2 separate regions of the Homo sapiens genome follow, and region 1 is linked to region 2. A link is a loop called in an ENCODE intact Hi-C map of the cell type or tissue named here. Cell type or tissue: endothelial cell of umbilical vein. All regions are shown on one strand.

The links. Hi-C counts contacts between places; a loop is a spot of excess contacts. Peaks named below come from ENCODE experiments on the same cell type or tissue, not always from the same donor. Only the 100,000 strongest peaks of a DNase experiment are listed, where the experiment ranks them.
Region 1: a loop joins it to region 2, with 5 times the contacts of the local background. A loop is called at or near these places in 1 of 110 quality-filtered maps.

The regions. Positions count from the first base shown.
Region 1 is chr7:106,717,381-106,719,880 of GRCh38, forward strand. No RefSeq gene overlaps it. Among named protein-coding and RNA genes, the nearest start is that of LINC02577, 56 kb to the right of the region's middle. RefSeq lists an enhancer at 724-1,923. In endothelial cell of umbilical vein, no CTCF peak of the experiment used is centred here; a DNase peak (open chromatin) is centred at 1,041; H3K27ac peaks cover 2,396 bases.
Region 2 is chr7:106,589,178-106,591,677 of GRCh38, forward strand. CTB-30L5.1 (a long non-coding RNA gene) reads right to left here. Exons shown (of 4, transcript NR_187788.1): 2 at 2,373-2,500. Among named protein-coding and RNA genes, the nearest start is that of CTB-30L5.1, 8.4 kb to the right of the region's middle. In endothelial cell of umbilical vein, no CTCF peak of the experiment used is centred here; DNase peaks (open chromatin) are centred at 1,464 and 2,184; H3K27ac peaks cover 2,500 bases.

The DNA.
Region 1 (2,500 bases), 130 kb after region 2:
GGAAATCTCCAGAGAAATCTAAGGATTGTCAACTATGCCAACTGTTTAAACAACTTCAAGAAACATAAGGACAGAGAACAGTCTACTGTATTTGGCAATTAGGGCATCAGTAAGAGTTGTTTTGAGAAGTTCACTTGAGTGTTGGGGACAGAAGCAGAGTACAAGGAGCTGAGAATCTAAGGGGATATGGGAAACTGAAGACAGAAAATTGAACACTACATTTTCAAAGCACTTGGCTGTGATTGGAAGAAGAAAAGTAAATTATTTAATCCTACCTATCATTTCTGCTAGGCCCATGGTCTCCTCTGAGTGGCCAGTATCCAGTGATCTTGCCCTGCTTATTGGACAGGAGTGGACACTAAGCCAAGGGAAGTTTACCTTATGGGCATAGCTGTCAATCAAAGGGGAGCACCCAAAGTAATGCACAATTTGCTTTTTCTTAGTGGATCCTCTTTCTGGGAGAAATTAAAAGTGTACTCACAGTTCAACGACAAATACACAGTGACACTACTGGAAGAGACTCATTTGTTTTTGGAGTTATGAAGCACTCTCCTTTTTCTTGGATTAATTTATCTCCATGGTAATTAACCAACAAAATTATGTTCAGAGATATAGTTTCTGTTAGATTGCCTTTCAGAGATTAGATCTTTCCTTTTCTACACTTCCCTTTATTTTGAGCCATGAATAGCAAAGCAAAGGACCATTAAGTATCCTATTAGCCAAATGCTTTAGTTTACACCATGATGATCTCAGAATACCTAAGTAATCAGTCAATACATTTTTTTAAAAGCCAAATAAGTTAATAATCTTAATGAAGTCTGACTTCATTAAGTCATTTTTGTAGTTCATTTTTGTAGTTTTTAGTGTAATTTAGAGACATAGCTCAAATCAACTTCCTCATTCTATAAGTAGAGGTACACATAATTATGCCCTTAAAGCTAATCAGGATTTTCAAAAGTCAAGCATACCATGGGCTGTGGCTTTTATTAGTCACAGCCTCCGGAAATGTTGATTCAGCTGAGTAGGAGGCAATGGGAGCATTCATTGTGACTTAGTTAATAGTCATGTGTGGGGGAAGGGTGCAGAACTGGGTAGAAGATGAAAGAAGATAAGCACATGTTTAAAAGAATTGCATTAAACAACTTTTTACTATGGTTAGAAAAGTAGCATTTGTTTTTTTCATGCTGTAATATGTTCAGCTTCATAATGAGTTGTGACATTTACAGCATTCTTTTAAAGATATCTGGGCAGAGCAAAGCCAGGGAGGAAATTACTGAGCATGACTACTGGCAACTGGTGATAAATACTTTCGCATTATTTAAAAATATTTAATGGCCACTGTCTTTATTGTGCAAGGTATACTACCATTTCATTATCATTTTTCAGATACGTGACTCAAGTTACCAAGTTGCCATGACTGCCTACTGGAGATGAAGGAAACAAAATCATCATTACTGAAAAATTCTTGAAGAAAAAAATGTTCATCAATTTGGAGATACCTGTCTTCCAGAATACTTGAGATTATTCTTTAAAAACAATTTTTACCACATATAAACAGAAGCCAAGGCTAACTCAAGATAAAAATTTAGGTCTTAAGGATCTTTCATGCCTGTAATCCCAGCACTTTGGGAGGCCAAGATGGGCATATTACTTGAGCTCAGGAGTTCAAGACCAGCCTGAGCAGCATGGCAAAATCCTGTCTCTACAACAAATATAAATATTAGCCAGGCATGGTGGCGAGTGCCTGTAATCCCAGCTACTCAGGAGGCTGAGGCAGGAGAATCACTTGAATCTGGGAGGCTGCGGTTGCAGCGAGCCGAGATTGCACCTCTGCACTACAGCCTGGGTGACAGAGTGAGACTGCATCTCAAAAAAGAAAAAAGATATACTTTGGGTGTGGATAGATGTAATATTTCTGAGAGAAAAGATCTTTTTTGCTCACTTTAAAAATTGTTCCTCCACCGCATCTCACCACTCCACAGCCTAAAATCACCTGATATTGATCCCTGTTCTATCCAGAGTATTAGTGATGTGTAGTATCTATTCAAAAAGTGCTCCAATACTGTCTTTGAGGTTTCCTCCCAGGCTACCGGCACCCATTCTGTAGCTTTTGCTGCTCTCAAATCTTGAGTTTACCAGAAATTGTCAATAAAAGTTTATTATACAAGAATCAGGACCATATTCCTTCCTCAAATGGCCCTTTAATGATTGTTGAATAAAATATCAAGGAGTTGCTGTGGTCTACTCATATCGTCCTAAAAACCAAGTTTGTACAAGTAGATAACAATCACTATGTTAGAACAACTTCTTGGCTGAAAGCAAGTACAAGACACCATTGATTATAAGACGCATCCCAATTTTAGACATGTTAACATGTGAAAACAAAAAACAGGCTTATCTTCAAGACATATTTTTAAACCTAGAAGAAGAGAAGGAAAAGGATGAGGAAAAGGAGAAGAACAAGAGAAAACTGTTCAAATAATCTAGATAAGAACTAAGG
Region 2 (2,500 bases):
CCTGTTTCCTAGTTCCCCCGTCTTGATGATTTGCCTGATACCTAGTTCTAAAAGGTGGGGGCCTGCCTAGCTCTAAAGGACTTATGGCCAGCCAGAATTGAAGAGAACAGCTGCTCCAAGAACTGCCTGCCATATGACATGGTACAGGAAGGGGCTGGTGTTCACTGCTGGAGACAAGAGAAAGTGGTCAGCAGAGAGGCAACAAGAGAAGAGACAAAGGGGAGAGCTAGGAGAGGAGCCACATGGCGCCAGGAACCCGTAGTTAGCTCTTCCGCCTCACGTGGTTTTGATGGCCTGAATACAACTTGATTGTACCCACCTGATTCATGAGGGGACTCCTAGGGCTTTGAGATAAAGCAATGTCAGTGGGAAACAAACAGAAAACTACACTAAGCATTCCTTTTCAGCCATTATTTTAAACATAGGGTGTGTACCTGTGAGGCAGCAAGAACACTCTTAATTACTCCCTTACAAAAAAGTCTAGCTCATTTCCACATCTTTGCTTCCTTTTTAACTTTGCCAAAATGCATACCCAAGCACATTTTGGAGGAGCATGTCCTCAGTCTGGTCACAGTCACTGTGACATCTTGGTCTATTGAATGGTGCCTCTAGAGTTGTGCTCACTGAGCCTCAGCAGCTGTATATGGTAGCTCCAAATTTGATTCCAGGATTATTCCGTCTGCATAAGAATTTTATCGAGTCTATTTTCTATGTCTATTCGGAAAACATAATATATCCTCAACCAGTTATCACAATCTTCATTAAAATTTGAATTTATCATGATCCCTTCCCTTCCCATCACTAACTAGTCCTCCTGGCAGGATTTGCCTCCTAACTCGCTCCATCACCTGGGCTGGAGTGTGGTGGCATGATCTTGGCTCGATGCAACCTCCACCTCCCAGGTTGAAGCAATTCTCCCACCTCAGCCTCCTGATTAGCTGGGACTACAGGTGTGTGCCACCATGCCCAGCTAATTTTTTGTATTTTCAGTAGAGATAGATTTTTACCATGTTAGCCAGGCTGGTCTTGAACTCCTGACCTCAAGTGATTCACCCATCTCGACCTCCCAAAGTGCTGGGATTACAGGCAGGGGCCACTGCCCCTGGCCTAGGACTCAATTTTTTAACCTCTGCTGCTGGTAATCCATTGAGATCTAGGTATGCAAACATAATAATGGTAATAACGGGCAGCTAGAATTTACCAAGAATTTCCTATGTGTCAAGTACTGAGCTAAGGGCTTTACAGGCATTATTTTATTCTCACAATCTCTCAGTGTTGTCATCTCTAGACTTCCATTTCTAGAAATATGACAGAATGGATATCCCAAAAAGCCTCTTACTGCAAAACATCTAGAACTGATTTATCAAGAACAACAAGCAGACTTGTAAAAGCAAATCTGAGCTGGTGAGAAAGAGAAGGAATTTCCTAGGAGTGAAAACAACAGGAAGAAGCTGAAGGCAAAGGAAGTCAGATAAGCCCTAATAGCTTTGTCTGGCCTACCGAGTTGACTGATCCCAACCAAGGAGGCTGGGTTTTAAAAGCCACTCAGAAAAACAAGACTAAGCCTTGAGCCAGCTCCAATTAGAAAGCTGAAACTTAAATGCCAACATAAATGTATTGGAAAAGCAGCAAGGCTGAAAAAAAGCACTGATCATTCATGTTGAAAAATTGGATAAAGAAAAGCAAATGAAATCCAATGAAGGTTGAGTGAAGGAAGTTATAAAGAACAGAAATTGGCCGGGCACGGTGGCTCATGCCTGTAATCCCAGCACTTTGGGAGGCCAAGGCAGGCAGATCAACTGAGGTCAGGAGTTCCAGACCAGCCTGGCCAACATGGTGAAACTCTGTCTCTACTAAAAATACAAAAAAATTAGCTGGGTGGGCGCCTGTAATCCCAGCTACTCGGGAGGCTGAAGCAGGAGAATCTCTTGAACCTGGGAGGCAGAGGTTGCAATGAGCCAAGATCACACCATTACATTCCTGCCTGGGCGACAAGGGCAAAACTCCATCTCAAAAAAAAAAAAAGACAAAAAAAAGCAGAAATTAACAGAAAACAAAACACTTGCATCTAAAGCTAGAACCCTTGAAGAAGTACAACTTGAGTGGAAAGAGGCAACTAGAAAAAATTCCATCCACTGGCACAGGAAGACTGCATAGAAACTTGCCTGTCTTGGCCTGGGTCCAGGTTGGAATTCAAAAGGTTCCTATGGAATTCATAAACACAGACCTTCCCTTGCCCAGGTTGGAGCAAGCAAACAACTATTGGATAAAGGAGCATGAAAGAAGTCCCGGGTTGGCAAGGTCCCTACAAAAACCCGGAAAAAGCAAAGACGAAGCACCAGAGACCCTCCACATGGGCTGTGCCCACTCACCGTCCAAGGAAGACGGCCCCTCAAGCCTGTTGAATCCAGTTTCTCTTCCAGACCTCCAGATCCAAGTCCATACCCATTCTCTTGAGTCTTGCTTCTCAAAGCAGGGCGCTGGAACCAAGTGCATCAGC